Regions from separate parts of the Homo sapiens genome. Here all the other regions are linked to region 3. The links are chromatin contacts, found by Hi-C or POLR2A ChIA-PET in ENCODE. All regions are on one chromosome and are shown on one strand. Each heading gives the region's core, a stretch centred on a gene start or an enhancer-like site at or near the end of the contact. The rest is flanking DNA. Distances are from core to core; before and after follow the strand shown. Region 1 has its middle 76 kb from the start of ADTRP. Region 2 holds the start of HIVEP1 (HIVEP zinc finger 1). Region 3 has its middle 23 kb from the start of LINC02530. Region 4 has its middle 55 kb from the start of ADTRP. Region 5 overlaps PHACTR1 (phosphatase and actin regulator 1).

Region 1 (3,556 bases), core at 778-3,277, 750 kb after region 3:
TCTTCTAATTTATCACATTAAGTCTTTCCATTTGCTAGTTGTCACTTTTGTATCCATCAGAAATGATTTAAAATTTTCCTCATAAGGGTTATATACACTAGTTAAGATTTTTCATGGTAACTTACCTGAACTGCTATTTTTGGTCATTTTTTACACTTTATTAAGGCTATTGATTTCTGACATGTTCTACTAACTTATTGATCTAATTTATGGCTTGCAAGTGTTTTGGAAAATTCTCTGTGATTTTACACTTACATAAGCATGTTATCTACAAATAGTGATCATTTTTCCTCCTCTTGCCGATTTCATACCTCTAATTTATTTATCTTATCAAATTGCATGTTGAATACTTCCAGGGAAATGCAAGAGTAAGAGTTATAAAGGACATCTGTATCAAGCCCTGTAGTTCTCTACTGTGTGATTATCTATTTCAGACAGTATCTGTTGACTTCTACTAGGAAAAATTAAGACTTTTGCTGAAATACACTATCTTCTTTCTCTATCCCTCTATCCCTCCCTGTTTCCCAGTTTTGGTTAGTCATATTATCATTTATTGCTAACATTTATGACATTTAAATTCAACTAGCCACCTGTAACTGCCTTCCATGTTTTGTCCTTAGATATTTACTCTGAAGGAGTATTGGACTATTATAATTATAGAAACATTATTCATAAAGGAATCCATAAAAGAGTAATATGATCCTGTGCCACAAACTTTTGCTGCTCCAAGGAGAATATCCAATTAGTATCTATTTAATTCTTTTTAACTTTGTTTGCAGCTTCCTCACCTCTTCTTGGTCACACTTCATTGCACATTCTCTTATGTCTCATGTTCTTTTGAAAATTGCTTTATTTTGGTAGTAAGAAAGCCCCCGGGGAGTACTTTCATATGGGATATAGGAGTGATGTACTTTTTGAGTTACTGCATATCAGGAGGTGTTTTAATTTGACCGTGTACTTTATGATTGTTTGGCTGGGTATAGAATGCAAGGACCAAATTCGTTTTTCTTCAAAACTTTGAAGCTTTGCCACCCTATCTACTAGTGTCTTCTGTTGCTAACAGAATGTCTGACACCAGTTTGATTTGCATCCCTTGGCATGTGGCCAATATTCTTCCCTCTCTTAGCAAGTTTTTAGGCTTTTCTGTTTATTCTGCGGAATTCCAAGATTTCATTAACTTGAATCCAGGGGTGAGTTTTTCATCCACCTGCTTAATCCTTAGTAGATATTTTCAGTATTAAGACTTCTAACATTTTCAACTCACAAGAACTCTATAAAATATGATTATTATCTCCAATTTACAAATAAGTTTCAGAGAGATAAAAACAAGTGCCCCAGGTCACTGCCTGGTCTTTCCACTGAATTATGTTTGGAGTAAGGAAATATACCTGAAGGCCATGATTAAGACTATACTTGGTGCAAAATAAAAGCACTTTGATTTTACTTTAGAAAGCTGGATAGTTGCTACCTTGAAATTTTGATGTTCATAACACTAATGATTAATAATAAATTGATAAATGTATATCTGCAAGTTCTACCTATTGTAAAAACCTGAAGAAACACTTGAATAGTTACATCCATATGAGGACTCTCCCTGACTACACTTCAAGCAAAACACTTATTTTATGGTTCCCAAAGGTGAGATGGATGTAGAAACAGTGAAAATAGGATCTGTTGGAGTAGGGCAGTAGTAGCATTTGGGGTTCATCCCCTAATCAAACCCTCCCTGTTGATGGAGGAAAAAGGTAGGCTGACACCACACACACACACACACACACACACACACACACACACACACTATATATATATATATATTGTTTTCAATAAATCATAGTTGATTCTTTTAACGAATTAGAAGAATAAACAGAGAGAGGCAACACTATGTGCTCTCAATATGTCACAGATCACGGAGAACTCATGAGTCATTGTGCTTTTAAGCCAGGGAGTTCCCCGAGGTCATGCTGCAAATCAGTGGTAAATACTGAGTATTTCTTTTTAAGATATCAAATTCTTTTCCCATCATATCAGCTGAGAATAGATTTCTTTGCCTCTTTTCTCTATAGGCAGCCAGGAAATTTGCCATGACTAACAAGGATAGCACCAAATTCTCTTTAACATATTGAGCTATTTAAGCCATAAGTAAAATGACCTAGAATCTCTCACTTCCAACTTGGTGGTCAGTTCCCTGACTAGACATGCACAGAAACGGGGGATGTGTATTCTCAGGCCAACAGGGTTATAATTGCAAAGGCCACTGGTGGTTGCTCTGGGTATATTATGGGCGACATTCTCTATTGGATGGAACAAACTGTAGTGTTGTCATGTATAACCAAGATAGACGCTCTATACCAGTGTCTTTCAGCCTTGGCATTATTGAGATTTGGGGCTGGATAATTCTTTGCTGTGGGGCCTGTCCTGTGCATGGTAGGTTTTGAGCACTCCTGGCTTCTGTCCACTCGATGCTAGTTGTGACAACCACAAATATCTCCAGTCATTGCCCAATGTCCCCTGGGAAGCAAAGTCACCTCTGGTTGGGAACTACTGATCAATGCAAATTCAATAAAAATTTTTTTTTTGTAAATAACTCTGGAAAATACACAACGAGTTTTTAAAAACACATTCTACTTTTCACATCAGAGTCTCTGAAGATTATGTGCTAAAATATAAACATTCCAGGCTCTGGAAAGAGGCAAGGAATCTTTATATAAACACAGTGAACCCTTGGGACCATCAGATAGCAATAATGAAATACACACAATAAGATTCTGTGTGTCGCATGAAAAATAGTTCTCTGAGCAGATTATTAATCTCAGCCTTGTGTTACTTATAGTCACACACAACAATTAATCTCTCTGTGAATGCCTTTAAGCTTTGCAATGTTTAAACATCATCTATATCTATATATATATTCTTATTTGAAAATAGAACAACTATGTGTAAAGATGTTTCAGTCCCCAGGATGCTGTGGTTGGCACTTCCCTAAATTCTATTTTTGCTGAGAGGAGCAGCTGCCTTAAAAAAGAGACATTGAACCTTGGAATATGTTAAACCACTTTTTGCTGCACAGTTTTGCTTGGATAAATTTGCTTAATGGGCATAGCTTGTGCCCTGAAGATAATATTGTGCCAAGTGTTTGGAAGGCAAATGAAGGAATTACTCAGAAATTACTAGGGGGCTGAAATGGAACAACTTCCAGAAACTCATTTGAATTTTTTGACTGTTGCCTAATATTGACATTTCTGACTTCTGTTGATTGTATTGACAACGGAATGTTGCCTAAGTTGCCCATAAAAGACATTTTCTAGCACTAACCCAATCTGTTGTTCCAGGGTGGGGGGTGGGAGGGAAGCTAGCAGGGTGTTGAGGTGGGGAGGGGAAACAAAGTGTAAAAGGTTTCTAGTGAAAGAAGGGGAATCTTTAAGTGAAAATGGCTTATTTATAAGTTCAAAGTGTTTTCCATGCTAAGATTTTTGGAGTGTTAGATCCGTAGACATATATACATAAATGTCTATATATATATATCTATATAAACACACACCTATATATACATCCATAT
Region 2 (3,802 bases), core at 742-3,241, 600 kb after region 3:
TATTTTGTGGAGCTGATAACATCTACTTTCAGGATTTCTTTCAAGAGGCGCAGCAAGTCATGACGACTTATCTTGGTGTCAAACCGGAGTGGGTTCAAAGCCAGGCTTTACCCCTTACTGTGTGGCCTTGTTCAGGTTACTTAACCTCTCTGAAGATCAGATTTCCCAACTGTAAAATTAGGAAATATTATCCACATCAGAAGGTTGTTATAAGGACTAAACTAAACATTGTAGACGCTTTGCCTGTCACACAAAAACGCTGAACTATTAATTCTCCTTAAGAAAGCCTATATGGGAAGGAATGTGTCTAACATCCCAGTATAAGGTTTTAGAAATTTATGGTTTCATTACAGCAAAGAAACAGAAGGTAAAGAAGGCCACGATTAACTTCAGTATTTTATCCCTGATCTGGCTGTATGTCAGCTCAGCACAAAATTATTTGCAATTTTTAACTACATGGTAAAATAATACAAAAAAAAATGATGGTCTAAGTATTTCATCTAGCATTGTGCTAAGTGATCTATAAAAGATAGGGTTTCTCAGCTCCTTGCTCTAAAGAAACATCCACTATCTAATTCAGGAAGGTTCTGATTCAATAAAGAATTGAGACACAGCTGAACCAAATAAATTGCATGAATGCTTAACTACGTTCGTTGTTAAACTTAAAGCTTTTAAATGGTAACGATATTTGGAAGTTTTTAAAGCGTGAACTCTGACTGTAATCCAATCATGTGATCCCATGGGATCCGGAGCATAAATGTAAAATATGCACATTCCCTGTCCGTAAAGGCTTTCTGCTACCCCGTTCATTGCCTACCCACTGTCCCTAGCTGTCCATCCCATATTTAAATCCTTGTGGGGGGAAGTGGGTATTTCCAAAGACAGCAGCATTGTAGCGACTAGGACGAGTGATAAACCGTTCCTTTACGGGAAAGAAATAAATACTACATGGAGCAAAAACATGACACGATCAAAAAGCGTAAAGACAGTTGCAAGGAGAAAAAACATGAATGAATGTGGAGGGCGGAGCCTGGGAAAACCCCTCTGCAACGCTGCACTGAACAAAGCGCTTCGCATGCCAGGAGGAGGGGGGGAATGGAAGTGCCAGCTCAGGAAGGAGCCTGGAGTGGATGCAGAGAGCTGAGGAGGAGGAGGACGAGATGAGGCGAGCGCGGCAGCCCTGAGACTCCTCCTCGCCGCCTGCTCCGCCGCCGCCCCCTCCCCTCTCCAGCCAGCAACTCCTTCCCGAGCCCGACCCCAAGGCGAGCCCGAGCCGACCCGCACCCCAACCCACCGCCCCCTTCCCAACTGCAGCTGGCGCGCACTCCCAACCCGGAAAGAAACTACCCAGGTGGCCGGGAGTAAACAGGCACTTAGAGCAAAGAACGAAAGGGAAAGAAACCCACAAAGCCGGGAGGTTGGGATGCCGAGGCCTGGTCTCTTTCACCCCCCACCCTCTTGCAAAATGCGTCTGCGGCTGGAAGGCGGCTGGGGAGGCTGGGTCCCTCTGTACCTGCTCGGCTCGCGCGCGGCGAGGGCGCCCAGAAGTGCCAAGGGTCTCCCGCACGCAGCCATCCCCTCTGCAAGGTCGGCGGTTGCACACACACGCACACACACACACACACGCGCGCCCGCACGCCCCCCGCCCGCCGAAGGGATGTGCTCCTGCCCCCCCCCCCCTCCGCCCCGCCGCCCTCCCCAGCTGCAGCGCCCCCGCCGCGGAGCCCGCGCCGAACCTGCTGCCAGGACGCCCGGCGGAGCCGCTGCCGCTGCAGCCGGCCCTGGAGCTGCGCTGCTGATGGCGGCGGCCGCGGCTCGGGATCTCCGCGACCCCCGCGCGGCGGCGGCGGCGGCGCCTGGGATCCCTCCTTCACTTGACAACCCCAAACACAAACATAACCTCCTCCGGCGGCCGCCGCTCCCCGGTCCCCCGCTCCGTCCGCCACCCTGCCGCCGCCCAGCAGCCGCCACGCTGAAGGCCGGCGACTGGCGCTCACACCACCCAGCACTGAAATATTAAACAGGGGAGCGGGCCGGGGGGCGGGGGGGGGAGCGCGGGGCGCGCGGGCGGGGGCCGCAGCCGCCGGGCGGAGGAGGCGGCGAAGCTCGCCGGCGCCCGGAGCCACGGCATGATCGCGGCCGCCAGGGAGCCGGGCAGCCGGGCTGGGGGGCGCGCGCCGCGGCGGGGCGGGCGGACAGACCCTGGGGCCGCGGGGCCCGGGGCGGGAAGGACGGGCGCGGGCTTTACCTCTCCCCCGGGGCAGAGTAGGGCACGTTTAGCGTCTTTGGGGCCGGCGGGAGGAACGCGGGCCGGGCGGCGCGGGGGAGGCAGGGCGAAGGTCGGAGGCTTTCCCGCGGGTGGGCGGGGCGGCAGGGGATCCCCGGGGGCGGGAGGAGGGGAGGCCGCGGGCGGCGACGCGTGGGCGGGGGAGGGGGCGTCCCCGCGGGGGCTGGGGTTGAGGCCGGGGCGAGGGGCGCGGGACGCCCAGGCGCCGGGGCCCAGCTGGGCCGGCGCGGCCGCCAGCTCTGACCGGGTGTAGGGACTGGATGGGCGCCCGGCCCGGCACGAACCCGGAGCCAGTGCCCCGGGTCTCCCCGGCGGGGCGGGCCCCAGACCGCGCCGGCCCCGCCACCTACCCGCCGCTTCGCCCCTCCCCGCCCCGCCCGGCCGAGCCGCCGCAGGGACGGGAGGGGGACGCGGGAGGAGGTGGCAGCGCAGCCCGGGGGGGAGGGGCGGGGTTAGGGACGCGGGGGGCGGGAGCCCTGGGTCGCGACGCCTGGGGAACCAGCACACGGCGGGGGCGGAGGGGCGGGCCCGGCCAGTCACGCGGCCCCGGGAAGGCCTGGCGGGGTCGCTCAGTTGGGGGCGGTTGGTCCGGGAAGAGGGACGGGACGGGCGGGGCCGTAGTTTCTCTTTACCGTCTCTTTACTTTCTACAGCAGGATGTGGGCCGGCCGCTGACGTCATGGGGTCTCCCGGCCCCGCCCCTCGCCCGGGCAGAATGGGGGAGGGGGAGGCGGGGGGGGGGGGGGACCCCAAGGGGGTTTCCTCAGCAACGCGTAGAAGGAAGGGGAAAGTCATTGTGAAACTTAAAACTCATTAACTTTGAAAAACAACTTTTAAAAAAACGGAGGGGGCAGGGTGTTGGTTTGGAGAGTGGAAGGGGACATGTTAACCCTGAACTGAAACCACTTTTTGGTGGCGGATGTTCTATTAAAAGAGCGAGGAAAGCCAAGGTTATTCCAGAGGCCGCTCCAAAGCCCCGCTGGTGCTTCCCAGTGCCGAAGCTGCGAGCGCAATTAACCCCTGCCTGCCAGCCTGACAGCTTATAGGGCCAACCCGGGAGGGGACTTCGGGGACAGAAAAGGGGGGTGCGGGGCTGGTCGTCGGACCGGGCTCCAGGGAAGAGGGGAGAGCGTGAAAGGGGAAGAGGGAGTAATTAGCATGAACCAAGGTGTGACCCCGGCTGCTAGAAAGCAGTAGAGAAAGCAAGGAGTGGAAATCCATGGCAAAGCAGTGAAGAGGGGCTGGACCAGGGTAACGAAGGTTTTCAGGGTTAGACCTAAAGAACGTTCGCAGTTTGGGGCACAGAAATTCCACAGGTCCACCTCAAGAAGCAAAAGTGGCTGGTTTAACGGGCCACCTCAAACTTGAGAGGAATAAGGTGAAACAAAATTGATGCAAAAAAAAAAAAATCCCTGATGAAACTAAACTGGTTTCCCCTTTTAAGGAATAAAAATGCTAAACGACCATACAACCACTAAGACAGCTGGCCATCTGTGCAAACTTGAATTGTTTTGTT
Region 3 (3,771 bases), core at 798-3,297:
ATATGTATTACGAACATTTTCTCTGATTCTCTGGTATGTCTATTTATTTTCTTAATGGACTCTTTTGATAATCAGACATTTTTAGTTTTGATAAAGTCTAATTTATCAACTTTTTTCTTTTGGGGGTGCTTTTACTGTGCAGTTGAAGAAATCTTTGCCTATCTAAGATTTACTTCTAATCAAACCATAGTAAATACTGGTAGGTTTCTGAAATATTTTTTCTCTCTTTGAAGCTTTGAAACTTTGTATGTATTCTCTTTATCCAGCATAAAATGCTTTTTGAGGTAAAATAAAATATTTTCTGCAGCTTGTTTGGGCTCTGGGCAAGATAGCTGAAAAGTTAATAATATTTATACAGTGACTTACATGAAAAGATGCTTTATAGATGTTTGCAAAAGTAAATCAACTTACAGATCCGGTAGGAAACTTTGTTCAGTAGATTTGAAATTTCTGATTTATTGTTGCAAATCTATGAGGTGATGTGCTTGGAACAAGCCCCGGAGCACTGATCTGTGCAGCTGCTATGCCAAGGCATGGAGGGCTTAGCGCTGAATCTTACAGATGCACCAATTCTGCCAAAACATATGGGAGGAACTCACTTCAGCTCTTGCTTAAAAGATAACAACACTTTTGGATCAATGGCAATAATGCCAAATTAACACAAAAATCCTTAATTGTGTGTTTCTGATGAATGATTAGTCTCCTAATTCAAAAAGGCAGTGAAACAACCTCCAATTAAAAGTAATGTACTTTACTTAGATTGAATAATAGACAGCATTCTCAATATTCCAACTTGGCATGTAGCAAAGGGGTGATGGAAATTCGTATTTGCCAAGACTGCATGGCAGTTCAGAAAGTTGATTTTAAGCAGGATGATTTCAGAATAATACTTTCCCCATGAGCACTACTTTTTACAGAACCTCTTATGAAAGGGCCTTTCAAAAACATATCTGAGATGAGACAGACTATGGTAGAGTGACTTCAGTTTAGGACAGCTCTACCTTCACAAAGACTTAACAAAGCTCAACTCCTGTAACGCCCTTTATAATGTTTAAAGATGTGCTGTAGGTACTTTTTTGCATATTATCTCTAGTTCCTCACACAATACAATTAGGTATTGTATTGCAAATGAGATTTTATACTCATTTTACAATGAAGAAGTTCAGACTCATTAAAAAATTGTAGAAACCATCCACCTGGTAAGTAGACTTTGGAGGATTCAAACCTAGGTTTGTTTATCAGCAAAGCCTGAGTTCCCCCAACCACCCCCGCCCCCCGGCACAGCACACTGCTTCCCTGGTTCAAGGGCACCATAAAACTTACTACAGTGGAAGGAAATTCCAGAGTTTAAGCTATTGTCAAGGTAAGTCATATATGTGGTCTTCCATTGGTCATCTTGACAAGCTGTGAACAGCTTCATAGATATTTCCTGTTGTTTCTCTATGGTAAACCTTGACTGGCAGGTTTATAATTAGTCTTTCTGTCCAACCCCATTTCTCTTCTCCAGTGAAAGGTTTAGCTATGACACTAAGTCCCTTTTCAGTGAAACAAGGAATATGGTCACTTCTAGTTTGATTTATGCAGGACAATCGGAAAGATTGGGCAAAAGCTGGCTTTGGCTTTCTTTGTTTAGGCTATCTTTGGTTGAGAAAGTGGAAGGGAAAGTTCAAAGATCCAGAAATGGTAAGAAGAAACAAGAAAGCCATCAAGTTTGGTTTATTTTCTCAAGTTGATTATTTATGGCTAGTAGTCCACAGATGAAGAATTTTAATGATCGAAACCTAGAAATATGTGTTGTGCTATTTTGAGCCTGTTTCTTTAAAATGTAAGACTGCTAGAGGTATGAAGAGAAACTTTTGTTGTTTAAAAATAGCATTCGATATTGACAATCTTTTCAAAGTTGCTCATAATCACCATTTAACTGAGTGGATTTTATTTCTGGATACCAAAAGATATGATGATGCTTTTGTTTCTTTTTTTGTTCCTCTTTTTGCAGATAAAGCACACCCTGTCTACATGCACTTTCATTATGCTCTGTTGCAGGAAATTAGCTAACATTTGTGGAATGTGTCATCTTTTACTGCTCAAGGGTTTTGTTTTTCATCCTTTTACAGAAAGGATTGTTCTTAGCACCTTACCAAGAGCGCATCAATATAGTCACGCCACAACTGATGGGTATTGTCTGTTATTTTCATAAAACAGTGTGCAAAAGGCTTCTCAGCCTTCTTTACATAATACAGCGAGTGTCAATAAACAGAGTTTTGTTTTTTTTTTTCCAACAAGCATAGACATTTTATTGGCCAGGTGCGGTGATTCATGCCTGTAATCCAAGTGTTTTGACAGGAGGATGGTTTGAGGCCAGGAGTTTGAGACCAGCCTGGGCAACATAATGAGACTCATCTCTATGGAAAAAAAAAGTAAAAAGTAAAAAATTAGCTGGGTGTGTCTCACGTGCCTGTGACCCAAACTACTCGGGAGGCTGAGGCAGACAGCTTGAGCCCAGGAGTTTGAGGTTACAGTGAGCTATGATTGTGCCACTGTACTCCAGTCTGGATGATGGAGTGAGACTCTGTCTCTAAAAAACAAAAAATAGACATTTTATTATCATCAGGCTTACTATGAAGACTAACAATTGGTAACTGAAGTTCTGCACTGAAAATTTATATTTTAAGATGGTTTTTTTCACAAAAGGAGCTTTTCTTTGTCTAATATTTAAGTCAAGATTCTTGTTCCTGGCTTCAGTATCTCTGCAGTATGTTCATATATTTATTCCTCTGTGTGTGTGTCTCTGTGTGTGTGTGTGTGTGTGTACATATGCATATACACATATATACTCATACCTGCATGCAGGTTCCATTGCTGTTTATCATGTAGGAATTTTTTTCTCATCAGTGACATAGGTTTAGTGACCCATCTTCATTAACTATATCACGAACATTCAGGGACACAACAAAACTAACACTATCAGAATAAATTATTCATCCAAAATCCAGTTTTCCTTCTGGTAACCAAGTACTTAATGATCAGAACAGAGAAAGGCTAAACTTAATAAATGAGACTATTTAAATGAAAATATTCAGGATTGTAAAGGTAAAGATAAATGTTATGTTTGCTGTATTTACAGCTCCTTTGTATGATGCTGTAGCATTTAAAGCCCAATATCCATGTAGGAAATGATGAAGAAGATTGGCAATCAATTGGGAAATTGAATGGGGATGGGTAAACTTTACAGCTGTGGGTTTTAACCAAACCCAATGGTTGTTTTACTACCAGAAGAGTGATTCTGTGGCATATATTTCTTGCAGAAAAGAAAGAGGAGGGATAAACATGTGAGTGCATGTGTCTGCGTATGACAGGGACAGAGAATAAGGAAGCATAAGAATTTTGAGATAATCAGTAGGGAGGGAAAGGGAGAGATGAGCAGGGAGGGAGATGTTAGACTGGCTGTCACAGTGAGGCTGATATTTTTAATTTCTCTTTTTTATTCCCTGTGCTCATTTTGGCTCCAAGTCGCTGAGGCCGTTTCTTCATGAGTTTTAGTATTCTAGTCTAGTGAGACACACAGGGAGACGAGCAAACAAGACTTCAGTGTGAGCCCATCGATTGCTGAAGGGACCCTCGTCTGGCAACATCATTCCTGCATTTTGAGGTCAGCAGTTCTCAGGAAGCTAGGCTGGCTCAGTGCTTGGGATCTGCAGTGGAAGCTGACGCTCCCCACCAATCATCCAGTGAGCACAGGCAATTCTATCTTCCCACTGCTCTAATGATAAT
Region 4 (3,654 bases), core at 83-2,582, 770 kb after region 3:
TGTTTTCATGCATCTCTCGGGATTTGAATGTCATTGCTGTGGAACAAATGCTACAGCCATCAGGGAAGCCACCAAGGCCAGAGACAGACCTCAGTGCCAATTGGATAACGCCTTTAGTGGAATTGGGGTCTGAGCCAAACCCTTTCATGTTTCCTGCTCTTAAAAGGGCATGCTGAAAGACAGGAGGGAAAGGTGGCCAGTCTAGCAACCCCAGGCTTCAGGACTGGCTTTCTCCTCTTGCCAGTGAGCAGTCAAACTACAAGAAGAAAAAAATTCATGCTGCCCCACCCCTTTTTTTAATGTCCAAAGAACATCAATTTTAATTTAAATGATTTCTGGAAAATGAATTGTCATTTTTTCTGAGAGAAAGGAAACACGGTCATGTTTGCATTCTCTTAAGAAGATGCAACAGCAAATACTTTTGGTACATACATTACAGGAAAAAAGTCAATAAAAAACAAGAAGAGCAAGATAAATGGATGATCATATTGATCTAAATAGAACAAAGACAGTTCCAAACCCATAATCTCTAAAAATCATTACACACACACAAGCATGCACCTATCTTTAGGAGTTTTTACCAATCGATAAGCAAAAACATGTATTAAATACCTATGTGTATATAAAAGGCACTGAGCTAGCAGCTTTTTTCTGATACCTGAATTCCAAAATTCAAGGGGTCTTATTACTAGCTAAAGGTAGTACTACCTAAGCAAGAAAAGAAAGAAGGCAGTATTGTATCCCATGCATACTCTGATACAATGTTCTTCAAGACCAGGTCACCCACCTGTTGGTTATTTTAAGAAGGGGAATTCTGGCGGCAGCTGGGACTCTGCCATAAATAACTTAGACGTCAACGTTCTAACACTGAAACCTTCTTGTCACATCTTTCTAAATGAATTTTGGAGGTATCTCAGGCAACTGGTCTGTCCAGAGCCATAGAAAACGGCAGAATCATGCTTATGTTCATGACCATTTTCTTTTTATCTGCCCTCTCCACCTGCAAGCTGGCTGTGGGCTTCGAAGAACTTTCCTTAGTGCGAAGGGCTGAAGAACAGCAACAGCACACAATCATCATTGTTACTATCTCAGGCTATTGACATCAACTCAGTCAAATAATTAAACCCACTCATATTTCAAAAGCTTCTAGTAACTATCATGGCCATTAATTTTAACCTCAAAATTCCACTCTCGGCATTTGAAGTTCTGCCAGAGTTCCTGATTACTTTGAATATTTGTCTCCTCCAAATCTCGTGTTGAAATTTGATCCCTTGTTGGAGGTGGGGCCTGGTGAGAGGTGTTTGGGTCACGGGGGCGGATCCCTCATGAATGGCTTGGTATCCACTTGTGGTAATGCAGGAGTTTTTGCTCTATTTGCTTACCTGAGAGTTGGTTGTTTGAAAGGGCCTGGTACCTCTCCCCTCTCTCTCTTGCTCCCTTCCTCTTGCTAAGTGATGCCTGCTCTCCTTCATCTTCTGTTGTGAATGGAAGCTCCCTGCAGCCCTCACCAGAAGCAGATGTTGCCACCTTGCTTTTTGTACAGCCTGCAGAACTGTGAGCCAACTAAGCCTCTTTTCTTTATAAATGACCCATTCCTCAGGTGTTCCTTTATAGCAAATGCACTGAGATAACGCCCAACCTCCCTGTGACTATGCTTCTGACCCACTGCAGCTTCACTGGCTCCTTCCTCACTCTGATTCTTCACCTGATTCACTGCTTCCTATTCTAATGGCTTTCCTGTTACCAAGAAGAGCTCAGTATCCACCTGTCTCCCCAAAGGCCTCCCTCTCATGCGAACTGAAAAAATCTTGGCTGGGCGCAGTGGCTCATGCCTGTAATCCCAGTACTTTGGGAGGCTGAGGCAGGCAGATCATGAGGTCAAGAGATTGAGACCATCCTGGCCGACATGGTGAAACCCTGTCTCTACCAAAAATACAAAAATTAGACAGGTGTGGTGGCACACACCTACAGTCCCAGCTACTCGGGAGGCTGAGGCAGGAGAATCGCTTGAACCTGGGAGGCAGAGGTTGCAGTGAGTCAAGATTGTGCCACTGCACTCCAGCCTGGTGACAGAGCAAGACTCCGTCTCAAAAAAAAAAAAAAAAACTTGACCTAAGAAGTGTACTATACATCCATGTGACACATATGTCTATGTGTGCAAGTGTTTTCTACATCATGGTCATTTGTAGGGAGGCTCACCTGCCCAGAGGTAAATAAAATTCAAGTTATTCAAAACCATGACATTAATGAATTCAACCTTAAAACTAGCATTAAAAATAACAACAAACACTCATGTTCAAGTGGGAACTTGAGCCACTGTCTTAATGTTTCTTCCAAAACTCAGCAAAAACAGGTTCTTTAAAGTTGATTTGAATATCTTTTGTTTATTTTGTTTATCGCTTGATTGGGACTAGAACATTTTTGTTGCTGTGCCCTTTTTTTCTCAGTATGTGTCAATGCACAACAATTCAGTTGGCTTTGACTGGCACTGGCATTTTCTCCCAATATGGGCATTTGCAAATAGGAAGAACAAACCGCATACATGTATATGTACATACCTTTACATATAAGCTCAAGCACAACTAAAACCCTACTTTTGTGAATGAGATTTAATCACTATATATCACATCTTAAATAAGAATTGTATAATCTTTAAAACATCCTAGTACTGAGTCTCATACTTAGAAGGTATTCAATAAATGTTTGCTGTAGCAACCACAGAAGATTTAGCTCACAAAAAGTCTAAGTGATTATCAATATAGCAGACCTTAGTGGGAACCCTTACTTATTATTTGATTTCCAAATATGAAATACATTCAACATCACCTTTGTTTTCTTCCATGGATTTCAAGAAGGTCTTAAGGGCTTTGGAGTTTCAGAGCCCCCCTTTTCTTAAATTGCTTTTCTTCTATGCTGTATATTAACCTATGGTTTTAAAAGATACTAAGCATATCCAAATAATCATCTGATTTTATAAGAAGAGAGTTGTGTTCATGGAAGTGTTTTTCCTACTACCAGTGAAAAGGAAGAATTTTCTGATAATTGTCTGGCTATCTGAGGGTCAGTGGAACAGATTAACTGACATCGACATCTCACATGTCCTCAACAGGAATACTTCTGAGCTGGTGTCCTTCACCCTTTCTAGGAACAAACAACTAATTTTCAAAGCTAGCTTTAAGTAATATTGATACGGAAGTGCTGGGAAGAGAAGAGTGTGGTCGCTATAAATGACAGGGAAGTGGGGGAAGAGAAGTGCTGGGTAGAGGAAGGGCGTGGCCCCTGGCTAGGGCTCCACCCCCACAGACCTAGGTGAGGACAGGCACTTCTGCCTTCGCGCCCAAATGTTGCATTTTCCAAGACCACACTGACCTGCCACGCCCCCATCCTGGGCCTATAAACACCCGAGACCCTAGCAAGACAGAGACAGAAGCAGCTGGAGGTCCAAAAGAGCACATCGCGGCGGAGGAACGCACTGGCCCCAGCTCTGGCGTGCCGATAGGCCACTGACCAGCAGAACGACGTGGAGTTTGCCGGGGCAGTCTGAGGAGAGCCAGGGCCGGTGGCGGACTCCAGGGGAAAACCATCTCCCTTCTGGCTCCCCCATCTGCTGAGAACTCCCCGATAAAACCTGTGCACTCACTCCATTCTTCAAGC
Region 5 (4,114 bases), core at 1,483-3,982, 660 kb before region 3:
TTCTGAAAAGTTTCAAAACTATGAAATGACCAACCTGTTAGAATTGGTCAAGTAGTTCTTTAATTTGCAACTATGTGGCCAGGACAAGAGGGATTAGGGAAGAGAATAAAAGAGAACCATGGGAACAATCTTTCACAACTCCTTTTTGGTCCCCTGAATCTAAGTTCCCTGGTTGATGGCGGTAAAAACCCAAGCTCAAAGGACCTGTAGTCTCCCAGGGATCTGGACAAGCCACAGCGGGGATCTGATATCTTTGAGAGAGCCCAGAGCTGAGCTAGGGGATTTTAGATCTCTCCAGAAACCGTACTCCTGGTGTGATAAGCACTATTTTCTGAAACCTAAATAATCCCCCGGAGGCTTTTAGCTTCTTTGAGTTTAGGTCTCAGGTCAGAGGCCACAAGTACAGCAGCGGGCTGTGAGTAAGTTGTACAGGTTCACCTGGCTGTTTATCTTTCTCTCCAACAATGGGAAGTTTATAATGGCTCAGGTACCAGATTGGGGCCGAAAGGAAGACATCCTACAAGCCAAATGCTTCCCTGACCTTGGAAATGCTTTGAAAAAGCTCTGAATTCATTATATAGAATATTAAGCTTGGAAACTTTAAAGGGTACCCCTTGGGCAGAAAAAAGTAAACACACATTCCTAGAGACCTAGGCAAAGCGTAGGGTTCCCCCACGACTGAGGAAGGCTAATCCTGAAAATAACTTCTACTGAGAGTTGAGGAAGTGGCGGCTGGCGTGGGGACGGGAGGCAAGACATTGATAAAGGCAGAGTTGACATAAACGGACATGCGGGGGCGTCGGGCGGGGGTGGGTGCTGTAGGCAACAGGTCTCCCCACCAAAGCGGAACCCAGCACCCACCTTCAGCAGACTACGAAATGCCGACCAAGTCACAAGGCCACAGTGAGCACGGTAGAAAGGTAAAGTCAAGAATATCTTAGTGTGGTTTCAGTGGAAATTCCCGGCAAACTCACACTGCGGTTGCATGTGATTTACTGGGCACGGGGCGGGGCGGGGCGGGGGGGCCGGGGGAGGCAAGGAGTCAGTCTGTACAACATAGCATTTCTAGAAAACTCTGCATAGTATATATCTTTCTCTTCTGGAGAGAAATTAGAAGTGTGTTGTGGGGTAGGGGGAACAGGGTCATGAATTAAGCCAGAAATATTTGTTCACTATCTTGAGGCCAGTGTTGGCGAGAATGGTAGCAATGAATGAATAGAATGGTTTGATATTTAAGTTATTTAATATCTACCACTAAACTGACGCATACTGCTGTCCATCAAATGCTTGATCTCTTTTAGTATTTTGTATCCTGTTTTCTCTTTTTTTTTTTAAAGCACCAAGTGGATCCTCTGTACATATTCAAATGTCTCTGTGTCCTAAACCAAACAAGGGGCTCATTTATTTTTTTCTGTCTGCAGCAATGGTGAAAGGCAGTTTTCCTCGAATGAGAGCATCAGACAGGCATGCCCGGGACCAGCTGTGGGAATCCTGAGAGACAGACATGAAGCACTTCACTTGGAAATGCTTTCTTAGTCTTTCAATTTAACATTCAAAGGGATGAGGGATTTTTATCAACAGCAGCCAGCTGCAATGCAAAGTCATGCTTTCTAGTCTCAGTTCAAATGGACATTTCCCTTATTTTAGCCGTGCATATCACAGTCTCCATTTTCAAGCCAATTCTGGTTTAAAGGTGACCCTGCTCTTAAAAATCATTAAATAATAAGTGGTCTCACTCTAATTTTTCAGCTTCTCTCTGACTTTACAACTCACTAAAAGGAAGGTTCTGCCTGCCGCCCGTGAGCTTCTAAAGAATAAAGTGGAATAAAATTTGCCTTCTCTTTGGGGAGGTCGTCTTTGGTGTTCTAACATGCACACATGAAGCTTCAACCGTTAGAAAGGTTTTCAATGCTTTCCGCAGAGGCGCAAGGTAGAAACCTTGTGGCCTACCATTAAATAATAACAAAAGCCGCCACAAAACATCAGGGATTGCCATGGGCTTAGTCACTTACGTTTCAAAATGTTCCTCTGTTCCAGTTCCTCTGCAGTTGGCCTCTGGCTCAGCCGCCTACGGAAAAAATCCAGGAAAAGTTTTTGGACCATATCATAGCCTCCTTGGGTCATTAATTTCCTCGGCCCTTGCAGATACATGAGACAGTCAGTGGCTGGAGTTCTTGTTCCATCCTGTGCTCTGAAAGACTGACTCTCGCCACCACCGCCTCCTCAGTTCCTCAATTTCAAGCCCAGGAGAGGCACGTGCGTCATGTCACAGCCGCTGACCCCCGCCCTCCTCCCTGCAGCGGCCCCTCCCCAGCCCCATCTCCTCCAGTGGCCCCAGGCAAGTGGACTGCAACTCAGACGGGACTCTTTTCTTCACAGAAGTCCTTTTCTTTCCTTGTGGCCTCCTAACTTGGGGACTGTGGCCTCTTGCCTCTCTCTCCCTCCCTTGAGGCTAAAGCCTGTCTCCTGCCTCTTCTGTGCAGACCCAGTTAGAACATAAAGAGGTCTGTGGCCCCGGGGACATGTGAGAGAATGTGTCTGTCTGCAGAGAACAATGGCTGCTCTTCTTCTGGTCCTGCTCCTCTTATTTCGGAGGCTTAGAAGACATGAGTGGCAAAGGCACAGAAATGATACTTCTGTGGCCAGGCGTGAAATTTAGCCACCGTACATGAAACATCATAGCCAGGGCATGAGCCTGCAATGACGCAATGGGTGGAGGCGGGACAGGCAGTGGATGGCACGTAGTGACAGAAGTAGCCAGGGAACGGGCATGGCATCTGAGGGGAGAATGCCTGCATTAGGTCCCAGGAATGACTGACACGGACTCAGGAGCCTGAGCAGGAACAGAGACATCTGTACCTTTGAAGCTTTTGGTAATTATTTAACAACCTGCAATTATCCGGCATTCCACTTCACCCATTGGGATGAGGTGTGTGAGAAACTGAATCATTGTAGAAGAAATTTTAGGCTTCTCAGACTCCTCTATTGGGATCTAAGGGGTAGAAATGATGCTCTCCTAGTTGAGGAAGTTGCAGTCCCTCCTTGGGTATTAGAAACTGGTGTCTATAGTCGGCAAGATGTTCACATCTTGAAATCTAAAGAGAGATCCTAGAGTGAAAATATCAAGTCAATGAAGTCTCCAAACCTAACTACAGTTGGTCCTCTGTGTCCATGAGTTCCACATTCTTCGGTTCTACCAACTGCTGACGGAAAATATTAAAAAAAAAAACAAACAAAAAACAATAGTCTAAAATTATTGATATAGCATTTATCTTGTATTAGATATAAGTAATTTAGAGATGATTTAAAGGATATGGGAGGATACACATAGTTTTTTGCAAATACTACGCCATTTTATACAAGGGACTTGAGCTTCCTTGGATTTTGGTATCCAAGGGAGTCCTGGAATCAATCTCCCAGAAAGGACTATATTTTTAATTCAAAGCTTGTTGTCATTTGTGTTTTTGTTTATTGTGCTGGGCCAGAATCAATTGCTTCTGTGACATTCCCGTGTCACCACCACACATCCTATATAGGGAATGGGCTTCAATGTCTCATATAGTTTGGATATTTGTCGCTGCCCAAATCTCATGTTGAATGGTAATCCCCATTGCTCGGGGGGAGGCCTGGTGCAAGGTGCTTGGATGGGGAGCCCTCATGGCTTGGTCCTAGCTTCTTGACAGTGAGTTCTTGCAAGATCTGGTCATTTAAAACTTTGTGGCGAAACCCCGTCTCTATTAAAAATACAAAAATTAGCCGGGCATGGTGGCACATGCCTGTAATCCTAGCTACTTGGGAGGCTGAGGCAGGAGAATCGCTTGAACCTGGGAGGTGGAGGTTGCAGTGAGCCGACATTGCGCCACTGCACTCCAGCCTGGGTGACAAAGTGAGACTGTCTCAAAAAAAAAAAAAGAAAAAAAAAAAGCATGTGGCAACTCCCTGCTCACTCTCTCTCTCTCTCTTGCTCCTGCTTTTGCCATGTGATGTGCCTTCTTCTCCTTCACCTTCCTCCATGATTGGAAGTTTCCTGAGGCCTCCCTAGAAGTCAAGCAAATGCCAGGGCCATGCTGCCTGTATAGCCTGCAGAACCATGAGCCAATTAAACCTCTTTTAT

The links. Hi-C counts contacts between places; a loop is a spot of excess contacts on that map. ChIA-PET counts read pairs that join two places held with the same protein, here RNA polymerase II (POLR2A). Pooled maps may share reads with other maps.
Region 1: a loop to region 3 is called in a map with no recorded cell type, with 12 times the contacts of the local background. The contact joins two enhancer-like sites. A Hi-C loop is called at or near these places in 3 of 37 single-sample maps with no recorded cell type and 2 of 50 pooled maps.
Region 2: a map of GM12878 shows a loop between it and region 3 (16-fold over the local background). The contact joins the promoter of HIVEP1 here to the enhancer-like site in region 3. A Hi-C loop is called at or near these places in 7 of 168 maps with a recorded cell type or tissue (GM12878, IMR-90, OCI-LY7 and 3 more), 35 of 37 single-sample maps with no recorded cell type and 19 of 50 pooled maps. POLR2A ChIA-PET finds 5 or more read pairs at or near these places in 2 of 52 experiments (GM12878 and HEK293).
Region 4: a map of GM12878 shows a loop between it and region 3 (3-fold over the local background). The contact joins two enhancer-like sites. A Hi-C loop is called at or near these places in 3 of 168 maps with a recorded cell type or tissue (B cell and GM12878), 17 of 37 single-sample maps with no recorded cell type and 10 of 50 pooled maps.
Region 5: a loop to region 3 is called in a pooled map, with 5 times the contacts of the local background. The contact joins two enhancer-like sites. A Hi-C loop is called at or near these places in 3 of 37 single-sample maps with no recorded cell type and 2 of 50 pooled maps. POLR2A ChIA-PET finds 5 or more read pairs at or near these places in 1 of 52 experiments (activated CD4-positive, alpha-beta T cell).

The regions. Positions count from the first base shown.
Region 1 is chr6:11,853,447-11,857,002 of GRCh38, reverse strand. No RefSeq gene overlaps it. Among named protein-coding and RNA genes, the nearest start is that of ADTRP, 76 kb to the right of the region's middle. RefSeq lists enhancers at 2,035-2,104, 2,185-2,264. Within about 2 kb of position 2,027, at least 3 of the 41 ENCODE cell types and tissues checked have a DNase peak (open chromatin) inside an H3K27ac peak, as active enhancers do.
Region 2 is chr6:12,010,501-12,014,302 of GRCh38, reverse strand. It overlaps HIVEP1 (HIVEP zinc finger 1), which reads right to left and starts at 1,991. Exons shown (of 9, transcript NM_002114.4): 1 at 1,737-1,991. RefSeq lists silencers at 1,837-1,976, 2,157-3,066 and an enhancer at 3,396-3,802.
Region 3 is chr6:12,606,732-12,610,502 of GRCh38, reverse strand. No RefSeq gene overlaps it. Among named protein-coding and RNA genes, the nearest start is that of LINC02530, 23 kb to the right of the region's middle. RefSeq lists an enhancer at 1,894-2,013. Within about 2 kb of position 2,047, at least 3 of the 41 ENCODE cell types and tissues checked have a DNase peak (open chromatin) inside an H3K27ac peak, as active enhancers do; they include GM12878 and endothelial cell of umbilical vein, where a contact is called at or near this core.
Region 4 is chr6:11,831,654-11,835,307 of GRCh38, reverse strand. No RefSeq gene overlaps it. Among named protein-coding and RNA genes, the nearest start is that of ADTRP, 55 kb to the right of the region's middle. RefSeq lists an enhancer at 687-986 and silencers at 1,209-1,399, 1,247-1,476. Within about 2 kb of position 1,332, at least 3 of the 41 ENCODE cell types and tissues checked have a DNase peak (open chromatin) inside an H3K27ac peak, as active enhancers do; they include GM12878, where a contact is called at or near this core.
Region 5 is chr6:13,270,814-13,274,927 of GRCh38, reverse strand. It overlaps PHACTR1 (phosphatase and actin regulator 1), which reads right to left. Exons shown (of 15, transcript NM_030948.6): 11 at 2,013-2,068. The region is part of intron 8 of TBC1D7-LOC100130357 (TBC1D7-LOC100130357 readthrough); the gene reads left to right. It also overlaps a transcript of LOC100130357 not described here. Among named protein-coding and RNA genes, the nearest start is that of TBC1D7, 56 kb to the left of the region's middle. RefSeq lists enhancers at 438-1,637, 2,349-2,448. Within about 2 kb of position 2,732, at least 7 of the 41 ENCODE cell types and tissues checked have a DNase peak (open chromatin) inside an H3K27ac peak, as active enhancers do.